Linked DNA regions of Homo sapiens: all the other regions are linked to region 1. The links are chromatin loops, found by intact Hi-C in ENCODE. Cell type or tissue: endothelial cell of umbilical vein. All regions are shown on one strand.

Region 1 (5,000 bases):
CATACTGATATGCTGTGCATTTCATCATTTATGCACAGACTCCAGGAGGGAAAGACTATTTTATTCCCTGCTGTATTTCTAGTGACTGTGTCAGTGCCTGGCATATAAGTTCTCAATATATATTATTCAATGAATGAATTATTCAATATACATTCAAGACAGTGATAGAGGAAATGCTGTAAGGTATTGCCAAATTAATGATATATAAATTAATATTTGGGTTTGCTATTTATTATTATTATTACCATTATTACCATTTCAATAATTATATGTGACAGTAATCTGTTCATTATTATGTATAACAAGTAGGATTGATGTCCCATTATTTTATTTAGGTTAATGACAAAACATGACATGAGTAATGGATAAAACATGAGGAAATGGGACAATTGAAAGGAAGAGAGTGGGAGTTAAACTTTCCTTCCTATATGACTTACATCATAAAAAAATCATTTCATTAAGGTTCTTCCTATTCTACTTAGTATATTCAATTTCTATAACACAAAACTTCATTTCCTAAGTTAAATCTACATTTTCCATTTGGTATTCAAAAAAATGCTCTCTTGTGAGAGGAACATTTGATTCATATGCACAGCACACTGGGAATTGATTAGGCTTGATTAATCTGTCTTATAACAATCTTTACAAAGATGAGTGAAAATATTTTAACCACTTTTGCTCCTTGGAGTTACCTGCCAATATTATTTTAATTGGAACCTCACCTTTCTATGCAATGGATTTTATTTTCACAACCAAAGCTAACATCTATTTGAATTTTCTCTTAACAATGTGCTTAGTTACAAAGAGATTTTGGCATAAAATCACTACTAATTTTAGCTGTGGTTCCTACTTAAGTGTTTTCCTTAGTTTCTTTACATTGTTACTAGACAATGTAAAGAAGGGGATGTTTCCTGAGGTATAGACCCAATAAACAGAAACGAATGTTTTCATTCAACAAATAGTTATTCAAAATCTTGTATGTGCTAAATATATTGTGGGGAGCTGGACATTGGAAGAATGAATAAGACTTTCCCACAAGGAACTCAGTTACAAAACTATAATTCCTTCTTACTTAGCATAAAGGAATCAGTCTTCTTTAAATTGATTTTACTGACTCAGTGATTGGAATGTGCATTATTGATTCTGCACTCTGGCCTTTTTTCATGGCCGAAGTATGTTATTTGTAGTAATAGCTTAGACAGCAGAGGTTTTCTAAGTGTAGTCACTGACTTACACAAACACTGAATACCCTACAATTCTGTTACAAGGATCCCTAAGTACATCACATTTTCTTGTATATTTACAATAATGTGTTTTGTTTGCCAATGAAGCAGTAGTCTTACTTTATTTTTACTCTAAGCAATAGATGGGTCCTTAGGAGGATGTATTATAAAGTGGATATTTAGTAGTTTCAAGATCACCGGGGTTTTAGGGTCACCAGGTAGATAACCAAGAATGAGCCATGCCGCCAACACGGGTCTTAGTTTGCGCATTTGTAAAACAAGGGGATTGGATTACATCAGCAAGTTTCAAACTTAATATACATACTAGTTACCTGGGGATTTTGCTGAAATGCAAAACTGATTCAGAAGGCTGGGGATAAGGCCAGGGATTCTGCATTTCTAACAAGCTCCCAGGTAATAAATAACCATGCTGCTGGTCCCTGGCCCACATTCTGAGCAGTAAGGGTGAGATTAGTATTGTCCAATAGAAAGATAACGGAGCTACAGATTTAATTTTAAATTTCTAGCCGCCACATTAAAAAGATAAAAATAACTAGGTAAAATTAATAATAATTATAATAATAAATATTGTACTTAACATTATATAATCAAAAATAATTTTTCTGTCATCAAGATAAAAATTAGGAATGAGATGTTTTACATTCTTTTTTCCATCTTCAAAATCTGGTGTGTATTTTACACTCACGGTACATCTCAATTTGGACTATCCAAATTTCAAGTGCTCAGTCGCCACCTATGTGCTACTATTTATAGCCACACAGGGCCCTAATGACCATCTCTGCTACTCCTTTTAGTGCTAATCTTCTCCTAAGATTCAGGTCTATCTTACGTTTCAAATAGACTTCTGCCTCGAGGTGGCGCTAATGTTCTTTGTTTTGTCCCTGAAAACATGTTTTTGGATAGGGGAGAATTCTGCCATTCTTATATTATTTATTTATTTACTCATTTATTCCTTTCTTCCTTCATTTATTTAATAATTTTTGAGTCTAGAATCTACTGACGGTAAGTATATTATATTCTCTGTAAGCTTGTCTAATAACTAATGTCTAATAAAGTTATTATTAATTATGCCAAAGTAAATCATGGAAGGAATACTTAACGTCATTGTTATCCATTCTTGATAGGGAGCTGTATGAGATTGATTTCTGATTATATAATATTTTTAGATATAGGATGGTGACCAGGTATTTAATAGAGCCACAGTGGAAACAGTAAAATTGCTGACTAGTGTAGGTCAGATTTAAATACATTTGTGACATGATTGTTTATGAGAAGGAGGAAAACATTTCTCCATCTTCAATTTTATCTAACGCAGGATGACTGGTGCTTTGTATTGGTGGCTTGTGCGTTGAGTTTTCTGAAAGGGAAATGATGAATATAAAAAGTAACCTCAACATCAACTGTAATTTCGCCAATACACCAGGGATACTATACCTGAGAGATTACTTTTTTCTGGAAAAATGATTTTAATACTCACACTTAGTTTTAAGAAGGTATGCCCACTGTGCATTTTTCAAAAGCCTGATATTTCTTTTGCCTGAGTGTGCCTCTAATGATAACTAAAATATGTTAGGTTTTGTGAACAAGTGGGTTACATGAGTTAACTCACCTCCACAGTAAACCAGTGAGGTAGATACTTTTCTCATTCCCACATTTCGAATGAGAAAATGGGTGCTCTAGGTATTAAATAACTTGTCCTGGGCACATAACCATTAAGAGGTAGAATGTGAATTCATATTCAGTCTGTTTGATCCCAAGGTTTGTTCTCTTAACTACTACACTGCATTGAGGAAGCTCTCTTCCTCTATCTTAAGCTAAATTTAACAATCAGTCAACAAAACAGTCACCAAAACCACAATCTACAATATCCAAGTCTACATATCCATGATGGGGCGAGGGTTGTCTTTTATAATGATAACCCATAACATGCTTTAAACAAGGCCAGAGAGCCAAAAGCTCAGGTACCTTTTGTCATAGTTCTCATTTAACTAATGACTCCCTAAGCCAAGTCACCTAAACTCATTTTGTTTCGAGACGGAGTCTTGCTCTGTTACCCAGGCTGGAGTGCAGTGGCCCGATCTTGTCACACTGCAACCTCCGCCTCGCTGGTTCAAGGGATTCTCCTGCCTCAACCTCCTGAGTAGCTAGGATTACAGATGCATGCCACCACACCCAGCTAATTTTTTGTATTTTTGGTAGAGATGGGGTTTCACTCTGTTAGCCAGGATGGTCTTGATCTCCTGACTAAACTCATTTTCTAAGTGTATAAAACAGAATGAATAAGAAATCTCTTTCATGAATGTATAGATCGAATTCATCACCTGATTTCATGACAACTCACTTTACAAATATAAATTCCTCCCAGTAATCATTGTAAAAGCAAACTCACTATATTTTATCACACATAGATTTCCCAGCAGTTTTTTCATGTGCTCCCTTTTTGATGAATCCAAACAAAATGGTGTGTGTGTAAGTGTGTGTATGTGTGTGTGTGTATGAGATAGAGGTGAATTCACATCCTTTCTTTTCCACCTACTGGCTCTGTCATCTTGGGCAGCTTACTGATTCTCTCTTGGAATACCAGTTTCCTTAACTGAAAATCATGGTTGAGATATATTTTTTTTCCTGAGGATGTTTCATGAGAATGAAATGAGATGATATATGTGAAGTCTGTAGCACATAGTTAATCTTCAATAAATGTTAATTTTACAGAGCAATAATAATACAGAAATATCAGTAAGCTACTTGTATGCCTGCTTACTTGAGCTTTTAGAGGAATTTTATATCTAGTGACAAATGAAGGTGAAAAGTGAGACTATTCCCCAGGCAAAGAAAGTCTACTGCCTCCAACGCCCCCAAATTCTCAATTCCTTGATGAATTTAGGCCAAGTGAATCTAAATTATGCAGCAAACTACTTCAGTTCTTTGCTTTGGCAGTGAAAGCCACTTTTCTTAGTAATATCGTGGAAAGGGGCTTGTAAAGACATTGTGGTATTTGGTTCCCGATCTTATCCAAGTCACCTGGATGAAAATTTTTTGTCTTTCCTTCCCATATTTCAGACAGAGGATTTACATTACTTTAATATATTATTGATGCAGGAGATACTACGAAAACATGATTCTGGGCTGACTTTTCTAGGTCTTGATTTGGAAGCATAGCTTAAGGTTCACAGGCAGGAAAAAATATGTTGTTTTAAAAATGTCAACATTTCCTGATATAAAAGTGTTTCTTTTTTTTGGTTTCTTTTCTTCTTTTTATCTCTCCTCCTCCTCTTCATTCTCTCCCTCCTCCTTTTTCTTCTTAGTCTGTGTGTGACTCCATCTGAGAACATGCAAATTCTGAAACTTTTCACCAGGTTCTTGAAAACCAGCCCAAATGATTTTTCCTGATCAAATTTCCTCTTTTATTTTTGGCCAGGAACAAAGCCACCTAGGCCAAGAAATCACAGTTCACCTCACATGTAGGAAGAAGGAAAATCGATTTCAATAGATTCACAGGGAAAGCATGATCTCAGAATATTCCCTCAGGGCTCAGAAGGACCCCAAACCAATATAGAGTATAAAAATGCCCCTGTTTCTCATGTTCGTAAAAGGAGCAGAGAGCTGGAGATGGAGGGGCAACTTTATCAGGGAAAAAGGCAGACAAGGACCTGACATGAATGATATCTTAATGCAGCAGAGAAGGATGATTCAAGCCTAATGGTTTTGGATTATATAAAAGGTTGAGTTGAGAGAATTTTCCCATAAAGGAAGTTG
Region 2 (5,000 bases), 320 kb after region 1:
CATTACTAGGCAAGCCACCAGGTATATGATGGGGAGAAATAGCAGGCACTGTCCCTGCTTATGAAGGTTCCTATCTGATAGAGGAGACAGTTGTTACTCAGACAATCATAGACACAAATGAGGAAGTATAAACATAACAAGATCTAGAAGGAGGAGTAAGCCCAGTTGATCTTTCCCTCATAATTACTGCTGAGTCTATTCCTTCTTCCCCTTCACCATGGCCAAAAGCCTTGGTCATTTCACACCTAAATCACACCGAAGACCCTCTGCTCTACTCAGCACAATGTGAGTACTCATCCTTGCCAATAAACCTTGTACATTTTTGCTTGGGTATCTTGTTCTTTGAATTGTTTTTCCTATTTGACCCACTCAGCATCATAATCTATCAAATTCTACCACTTTGTAAGACTCAGTAGAAGTGTGATCCCTTCTTTGAATTTGTCCTGTTATCTCCAGTGAGAATGCATCCTCTACCTCCTGCCAAGAAGGATTTTTTTTTGTCCTCATCTTTGGTGGCATTTCTTACATACTGTGGTCATTGGTGTGCGTCTTCTGCCCTGTTCATTTATAAGTGCCTGAAGGGCAAGGACTCAATGTAGCAGTTACCTGTGATTCTTTTGGATGTGCCAGCACCTGAAGTTCCTTCCTACATTTAAAAAATTGAGTCTCTGTTGGAGATCCAAATCACCTCTTTCTGTAGAAGCTTCTAGATCCTCATATTCCCAGTCTTCCTTGTAGTTAGGGTGTGGATGTGTGACTTATAGTTTTCCAAAAGGTGCCCCAGGTTAGGTTTTGAATGGAGAACTAATGTTGCAAAGCAGCAAGGACATCCAAGAGGCTCTCTATTGGCGGTGGCAGTGTAGCAGGAACAAGTCCCAGGGGGACTAGTGGTGACAGTGCTGATAGCATATTCCAGCACCCCTGACAGTGGAGTCAGTGGTGACAAGTTCCTCACCAGATTGGGTCTCTGATGTGACTCTAGGCTTTTTTCTGTGGGCATCTCTTCTCTCTGGGATTCTGCGAGCTACTCAATATCCTTTTATAAATCCCTTTTCTGCTTACCTCAGTTTCTTAGTCTATATATATTGCTGTTAACAAAATACGTTATTTTAGACTGGGTAATTTATAGATAATAGAAATGTATTTCTCACAGTTCTGGAGGCTGGCAAGTCCAAGATCAAGGCACCAGCAGGTTCAGTGTCTGGTGAGGTCCCCGTCTCTTCTTCCAAGATGGCACCTTGGACACTTCTTCCTCCACAGGGGAGGAATGCTGTGCCTGTGCCCACTCAAGCCCTTTTATAAGGCACCAATTCATTCAAGGGGGTGAATTTCTCATGGCCGAATAACCTTCTAAATGCCCTATTTCTTAATACTGTTGCATTAGGGATTATGTTTCAACATGAATTTTGGAACGACTCAAGCATTCAAACCATAGCACTCAGCCAGTCTATTTTAGTTTCCAAAGATACTAGCACAGAAGCTCAATTATTTAAGGAACTTTATAAATATTTGTAGAGTGAATACATAAGAGAATTTATTATTGATAGCTATAAGAGCATCTCTAAGATTGGGTTTCCTCATCCTTAAATAAGTTAATAATTCCTACTCCAAAAGCATGCTACAAGGATTGAATGAAACAATGTATGCACAGCAACTAGCACATAGTAAATAACCAGTAAAGGGTAGTAATTATTGGTAGAAATAGGGATCTGATGATGGTGATAAGAAAAATCAATGAATTAATAAATCAATCAATGCCCCATGCTTGCAACAGAAGAAGAGAGTCCTTCCCTGAGTGACAGAGAGAAGAGTCTCTCTCTCAGGGACATATCACCTAGTCTTCTAAACTTGCTTCATGTAACTGATAATCAGACATTGGTTGCCTTTGTGTTTCCATGAAATCTGTAGGTTGTATGTATTGGCTTGTCACCTAGATGGACCAGTAAATGGAACTCTGTGTGAACAGCTCACTTGAGAGTGCACACTTTTTGCAACATTACTTGAACTTGAGATCTTGAGGAAGAGCCAGCATTTGATGCAGGAGTCCAACATCAGAAAAAACAAGGCTAAAATACTCTTGGCACCAAATCCTGAGCTAAAAAGAGAGTTTTTCCAAAGAACTGGAGCACCCCTAGCAGGACAATAAAGGAACTTGAAGAGTAAGAGTTGAAAATTGTCAGAAAGGCAACTATGTACTCCAAGGAAGAGAAAGCAAGAATTTAAGCAAATAGCAAGGAGAAAAAAGCTCCCAGCTGGCTGGATAGTGAGGAGGCAGACACTGATGGATGCTCTGAAGCCAGCTGCTGAGAAGTAAAGGACAGGATTAAAACCGTATGACGTGGCAAGAAAGACCACTGGTCAAATGTTTGTCTGTTATACCTCTATCAAACATACTGTTATATCTCTCATATTCTCATATCCAGAGCCTGAATTTTTGGTATTTTGTTCATCATGGATTTTTTCCATTGATTTAGATTTCTGCAACATATTTTATTAAAATATTTATCCTGATGGTAGTTTTTTGGTGTCCTCTTAAATGTTGCTTCTCATTCATCTCACCCTGATTCTGGTCTTGCCTATGCCATTGATCATTGAGAAATACTCCCATATATGGTCACACTCACCCCTCATAGCAACCCAATAGGTAGGTATCACTAGCTGCATTTTGTGGTGTAACAAACTGAGCAAACTGAGACAGATTAAGTGCCTGCCAAACTTTATGCAGCCAATTGAAAAGTTTAACCTGTTCAAGTTGATCTTGAACACAGGCTACATTCTTGCCACCAAAGCATAGCTGCAGTCCAAGGCAATAATACAAAGACACTATAGGGAATCAGGTAAGAGTGGAATGAAATACATGAATAAAATTCATCTGAAGAAGTATTATGATTGAAATGGAGATCATGAGATGCTTAATGCAAGGCGACTGTAGTGGTCTGAGCAGTATTGCTTTCCATGGAGTATTTGATAGGTAACTCTCAAAAAGTTTGTTGAATCAAATATTTTCACTTTTCTTATTCTGTATTCTTTGCACCAAAGAAACATCTTTCTCAACAACTTATTTAAGCCATTGACTAGATTTGGCATGCAAACCAGTTCAATGTGTCAAAATCCTACTTGTGGCTGGGTGCAGTGGCTCATGCCTGTAATCCCAGCACTTTGGGAGGCCGAGGCAGGTGGATTACCTAAGGCCAGGGGTTCGAGACCAGCCTGGCCAACATAGTGAAACCCTGTCTCTACTAAAAATACAAAAAACATTAGCTGGGCATGGTGGTGGGCGCCTGTAATCTCAGCTACTTGGAAGGCTGAGGCAAGAGAATCGCTTGAACCCAGGAGGTGGAGGTTGCAGTGAGTCGAGACTGTGCCATTGCACTCCAGCCTGGGCAACAAAAGCAAAACTCCATCTCAAAAAAACAAAAACAAAAACAAAAAACAAAACAAAACAAAACAAAACTCTACTTGTGCACTCCTGGTCCATCATAGCAACCTGCTTTAAGTATTCATTTATTCCTTAGTTAAAACCAGGAATTAGTTTTCCTTGGATACACACCATCAAAGCCATTTTTAATTAAATTCTTGGCAGAATGCAGGGAGAAACATTTGATTAGCCAATCTTCATGAGGATGATATTCATAAGTTGTGTGGAAAAATTGTTTTCATTATTTAATAATTATAGCCCATTCTCTCTCATATGCTTATCTGCATATAAACATATATGCAGCATATAAACAATCTGAAGCATATAAACAATAATCTGAAAAAAAAAAAAAAAACCTCAAGACATTTGGATTTTGGCCACAGGTAGAAATGCCCCCAGATAGCCCTTGCAATGCAATCTTTTGCACTAAGCATATTTAGGAAAGCAGGAGGCTCTTCCTTTGAAGTGCTTAGTTTGGAATTTAAAAAGTGCAGCCTTTCATTCAGGAGACTGGTGGATAAATATATGCCATAGAAGACCCATGAAAGGGAAAGCCTCACCAGCTTCTTCACACATGTGCTTTTCGTCTGGGTTTCAGCGATGCTAAGAGAATTCAGATTTATACGTGAATTCTATTTGTCTTGTTCAACTTTCAGTGCAGAGAGAACAGCCATTTATATGAAATGAATGCATGGAAAAAGTTGTTTCAAGAAAAATGATTGTGATAGAGATATTCTCTGTAGATACCTCTGGGGAATTGGCTGTTATTAAATATTATTGAATAACATAGTTAAATGTTCCCAAAGGGAAAGTTTCATATAAATTTAATGTCCCCAATGAACTATTCATTATTTATTTATTCAATACATATTGATGGTTTAGGAATGTTCTAGGAGCTGGGGATACAGCAGTGACTAAGGCAGGCCACATCCTTGTCCTCTTGAAGCTTACATTCTAAGGGACAGACAGGCTGGTATGGTTTGGATTTGTGTCCCCACCCAAATCTCATTTGAATTATAACCCCCTATATTGGAGGTAGGGCCTGGTGGGAGAGGATTTGATCATGGAGGTGGATTTCCCCCTTGCTGTTCTCATGATAGTGAGTGAGTTCTCAGGAGATCTGGTTGTTTAAAAGTGTGTGGCATCTCCCCCTATCTCTCTTCCCTCCTACTCCAGCCATGTAAGATGTGCCTGGTTCTCCTTCACCTTCCGCCATGATTGAAAGTTTCCTAAGGCCTCCCCAACCTGTACAGCCTGCAGAACTGTGAGTCAATTAAACCTCTTTTCTTTGTAAATTACCCAGTCTCGCATATTTCTTTATAGTAGTACAAGAACAAACTATTAATAGTACACGGGCTATAAGAAAACAATTAATGGAATAATATAATTTCAGGTGAAACATGAAAAGCATAAATCAGGGTTAGTGATAGAGATTGATGGGATGGTTAGTCAGGCTATTGCAGCAGGATATCCTGGGAATATCTTTCTAAAAAGGGACATTTGACCAGATATTTGGATAATATGAATGCTTAAGCTGTGTGAGAATCTGGAGGATGTCTTCCAAATGGAAGAAGCTTTTAGA
Region 3 (5,000 bases), 550 kb before region 1:
TTTATAACTGTAGTATGATGGGAACTAGTAACAGGATGTAGAAGAGCATACGGCCGATAGCTCCTTCTATCATCTTTTTTCTTTTCTCTTTCAACTGTTTTTTTTTTCTTCCCCAGGCAAAGCAGTAACAAACCACCATCCCCTTATCACTATTTTCTAAATGATTCTGACTATTGATTCTGAATTCCCTGAAATAAGGAAACTGCCAAATCCAAAATTAAACTGCAAAGCAATATGCTGACTTGGAACATATATACCATATTAATTAGAACAAAAAATATAAATCACTAAGCCATATTAAGAAGGCAAGTAACATGGTACGATGAAAAACCTGGACCAGAAATTTAAAGGATATCATTGTACAGCTGACGCTGTGGTTTCACACGTTATTTACATACTATCCACAGTAAATAAAATGTAAGTGCAATACGACTTTAAGAGTCAGAAGGGTTCAGAAGCCACTGACATCTCTTAAGTAACAGAGCTGGGGTTTGAATCTGCCCAGGATTTCTTCCTTAACATCTTAAAATCATTTCTAGGCTTTGCTTTCAGTGAACTCTGTAAACTTGTAAGCCTGGACTATTCATATAATCTCTCTGGGCCTGAGTCAGACCCCATAACTTCTGTACCTTTCATGTATACAACACTAAAATTTAAGTCTTTAAAATGTTCCTTATCCTCTGAGGGATTTCTTAAATGCTTACCTTTTCTTAAAACCAGAACAAACCCAAATGATTTTAGATTACTCTAGCATAAGAGATGCGGTGTGTTTGATTTTTTTGTTTTGTTCTGTTTTGTTTTGAGACAGAGTGTCACTCTGTCACCCAAGCTGGAGTGCAGTGGCACGATCTCAGTTCACGGCAACCTCTGTCTTCCAGGTTCAAGCGATTCTTGTGCCTCAGCCTCCCAAGTAGCTGGGACCACAGGAGCATGCCACCATGTCTGGCTAATTTTTTTTTTTTTAGTAGAGATGTGGTTTTGCCATGTTGGCCAGGCTCGTCTCGAATTCCTGACCTCAGGTGATCTGCTCGCCTCAGTCTCCGAAAGTGTTGAGATTACAGGTGTAAGCCACTGCCCCAGCAGGTGCTGTGCATTTGAATTACACTCAAAAACTGCACACAAAACAAAAAGGTCTATTCTAAAACATTTTAGCAAAGAAGTCACAGATCTTTTTCTCTGGCTCTCCTGTTTTCACCACACTCACTCCACTCTTCTTTGGTAAATGATTCACATATTTCAGCCACATTTCTCTCTTTATACTTCATCCCTATTTTTATTTTTTTCAAACCACACACATACACACAAATGCTATTCTTTGGCACTGAACTATTCAGACATGTTTCAGAGGCTGAGCGAATCAACTCCCAAGATGTTCTCTGGCCTAGTTTTTACTCCAGTCACTTCATATCAAGAACCTCCCCAAATCCAGAATCTCAGCCAACTGTCTTCATTGGCTTAACAGGAATAGTTCATCTTTTGAACAAGAACAGTAAAAGACTGATGGCAGCTGGTAATGTGCTTATAGATAAAGATGGCAATAACACACTATAAAGGCTTAAGTGCTGAGGTAGTATAATATGAACATCATTAGCCTTCTCAATCCACTATACATCACTTATTCATAGAATTCAGGAAAGTCTTACCCCATCTAGCACCTGCAGCTCTCTGGACAATTTTTCTGCAAAGGCTTCCGCATTCGAGATTGCATATTCACAGCCTTCCATCATTATTTCGATATCCTGTTCTTCTCTTGCATTTAACTCTTGGTATTCATCTACTACTTCTTCATCACCTCCTGTCACACTCTGATTTTCTCCACTTGGAACAGATTCTTAAAGAGGTAAAAATTCAAAGTAAAATAGTCAAAAAAGTAGAAAAGACTATAACATAATACATATAGGTAGGTATAGTTATAAGCACAGGTCACATTTAGCAGCTGAAAAAGAGGATAGAATGATTCAAATGATATGAAAAAATCAAACTTTATTTTTATAAATAATTTAATATGTTAATGAAATAAAGTTCTAAAAAATAAATAAAAAGCATGCAGTCTAATGCACTAACTTACAAATGTTAAAACAGGCTTTCACCACAGTTTCCCAAAATACAATTAAGCTAAAATGTAAAAACAAAATACAAAAACAGGTGGGAACAAACCTAAACATTTTTTCGTACCTGATGTGGCTGTTGCTCTAACAAAACAATGACTATGAATTCAGTACACACAAAAACAATTTGCTTTCCTTTTTTTCCCAGGTGAAATTTTTCTTTTGTTACTTTTGTTACTTTCATCTTCAGTATGTATATTTTTGCCAAATACTTTTTAATTAAAATGAAAAATGCATCTATAATCCATAATTTATTTTGGTCACTAGAATATTAACTGAATTATCCATTTCTTTGCTTAAAAAAATTTCACATGCATTGATAACATTTCTAAAGATAAGTTACAGCTTTCTCAATAACTCTAAGTAAGAGCAACAACAACATGGCTGTTTGAAATTATAAAAAGTTAAACAGGCTTCATGCTTTATAACAAAAGACCAAGAGGTCAAACCTGAAATGCTTTCTAGATGTTTCAGTTCATTTTTTTTTTTTTTTTGAGGAAATACACTAGCATGTGAGCACTGTATATAAAGCTTGAGGTTAGGAGGTAAAATGAAAGAAATCATTTTTAACTCCTAAGATGTTGTTTTATCACTCTAAATAAAGTTAGCAATTTCACAGACTTAATGGGGCATGATTTAAACCACAAACTCTGGATGCTTTTAGTATTCATTATTTTATAGGAAAATGAATATTTACATTCAGCATGACCTGAAATACGTTCATTTGTCCCAGAACAAAAAGAAGACTAAAACTTTTGGTACAGGCAATTACAGATTTTAGTATATAAGTTCTTTAGAGAGATATTACCGATCTCCTTGTCCTTTCAACGAGTCCATTTAATTCACTGCGAAAAAGTTCAACTGTCATGTGTGACAGCTTATTAGCCACTAGGGGGCAGGGACTGCCCAAATCATTCTGTACAGGTCCTTACACAAGTAGACTTAAACAAATATTTTACATGATTATAATTAACTGCTTCAGAAGTATTTTCTAATGATATGTCCTTGAAAGCCAATAATAAATACTATCATTAATTTTATTACTATGTAGATTTTTAAAATAAATTTGTCCCAGTACATCATTTCATAAAACATACAACCAACGGTATATAACAAAGGCAACTAATAAAAACATATGGAATAGAAGAAGAAAAGGTGTTACGCACCTTCTGTAACTTTAGGCAGTTCTGGAGAGTAAAAAGTATGAAAAAAGCAGAGGAAAGTAAGCAAAGAATATTAGCTGGGTAGAAAAGTAAACAGGCTTAAATTTTTAAAATACTACCCATATCTCATTTGAACTTCATGTTAAAGTTCAAAAGACAGCCAAATCAACTACCAAGTGGAAAGATCCATAAGAAGCTAAATTTGCCGTGTTCATTTTTCTTATTCACTTTCTGATAGTGACTACAAATATATTTATCTTTCTAATTTCTCTTAGTCTTTTAAGAAACAGCACTAACTAACCCTTAGAGGAGAAACCTGGCAAACTAATCATTTCCTGGGGATTATATTTAGGTCAGTTGTGACTCATGCATGTAGCCTAGTTATGTTACTTAAGGCCCAAAAGCTTTACCCAGACACTCCCTCACAGAGGATTAGTCACAAAACATGGTTAGAAAGGACAAGATTGAGGCAAGTAAAAAATTACACAAAATAACAGTTCAAGCCAGCATTTAAGGATTCAAGTCAAAGATTCTTTTTTAAAAAGCTGGTTGCAAGTAAAAGAATGAAAAAAAAGGCCAAATAAAAACTTCAATCTACTTCAACTGCTGAAAAGTCCTCTTTTACAAACCTTATTCTGCTGAGGAGCCCCATTATTTAACTTACGTATTCAATTGTCAACAATAAAAACTACCAAGTTGCCACTGCTACCATTTATAATCAAAATAGTCTTACTTAATTATTGAGCTCTTAAACTGGGGTGGTAATAATTTTTTATTTGTTTTCTAACATCACTCAAAACTTAGAGACATTTTTTTTTAATGGGAATTAAAGGCTGTAATTTCAAGGTCCATAAAACAAGTTTGTAGACATTAATGAAGCTATTCCCTGAACTCCACTAAACCAAAGCAAGAGTTACTGACGTATATAGCAAGTGATTTTCAAAATGAGATCCTTAAGGATCTTCTCAGTATTCTTAAAATCGATCTCAGTTAGGGTTAATGTTTATACACATGAACGTGTCTATACTCTTGTTTTATGGCCTGAAAAATTGAATGCCTTTTTTTTTTTAAGTTAGACACTTCATTTTCAAAAACAGTAATACTCTTCTCACTGATTTTGGTAGTATTTCTTAATGAGGCAGATCCAGGTAGGGTATGTATTTTTCTATATGACTGTCCTGAAATATACTGGTTTAAAATCACCTTACACAATAAATAACATCTGGAAATGCATAATATTTGAAGACAGAACAGCAAGCTTGTGAATCACTGAATCACTGACTCATCAGAATGTTCAACCCTGAAATGTTAAAAAAAATAAAAGCCATTCGAAGCAAATTAAACCACGATTCAAGGCATGAAAAGTTACCATAAATTTCTTGAAGGTCATTCCCTCTACACACTCAATTACCAAGATGTTGGGGACTAGTGTTGGTGAGATGGCAACCCTGGGGATTCCTACATAAGACCAGCACTACTGGTGGCTGACATATGTGACTTGTTTCTGCCAGTGCCAAGCATCAAGCCTAAAATCAGCAGCAGGCTCACTGATTACTAAGTGCTATCTTACAATGTTTGTATCTTTAGGAAAGAAATTTTAAAAGTAGAGAAAATCTCATATTTTCACTAATTAATGGTAGAGTTTTTGTCTTGTAACACAAAATGATGCATAGTAACATTCCTGAAGATATACTGATCAAAAATATTCTAATAATCTTCATGTCTAAGG

The links. Peaks named below come from ENCODE experiments on the same cell type or tissue, not always from the same donor. Only the 100,000 strongest peaks of a DNase experiment are listed, where the experiment ranks them.
Region 2: a loop joins it to region 1, with 11 times the contacts of the local background. A loop is called at or near these places in 60 of 110 quality-filtered maps.
Region 3: it touches region 1 in a loop (9-fold over the local background); 8 of 110 quality-filtered maps call a loop at or near these places.

What each region holds. Positions count from the first base shown.
Region 1 is chr4:55,318,967-55,323,966 of GRCh38, reverse strand. No RefSeq gene overlaps it. Among named protein-coding and RNA genes, the nearest start is that of SRD5A3, 25 kb to the left of the region's middle. In endothelial cell of umbilical vein, a CTCF peak has its summit at 2,091 (motif pointing right); DNase peaks (open chromatin) are centred at 406 and 2,106; H3K27ac peaks cover 1,260 bases.
Region 2 is chr4:54,996,309-55,001,308 of GRCh38, reverse strand. No RefSeq gene overlaps it. Among named protein-coding and RNA genes, the nearest start is that of KDR, 130 kb to the left of the region's middle. In endothelial cell of umbilical vein, a CTCF peak has its summit at 2,120; a DNase peak (open chromatin) is centred at 2,088; H3K27me3 peaks cover 151 bases.
Region 3 is chr4:55,865,167-55,870,166 of GRCh38, reverse strand. It overlaps EXOC1 (exocyst complex component 1), which reads right to left. Exons shown (of 19, transcript NM_001024924.2): 5 at 1,644-1,831. Among named protein-coding and RNA genes, the nearest start is that of EXOC1, 14 kb to the right of the region's middle. In endothelial cell of umbilical vein, a CTCF peak has its summit at 2,998 (motif pointing right); DNase peaks (open chromatin) are centred at 2,986 and 3,636; H3K27ac peaks cover 1,746 bases.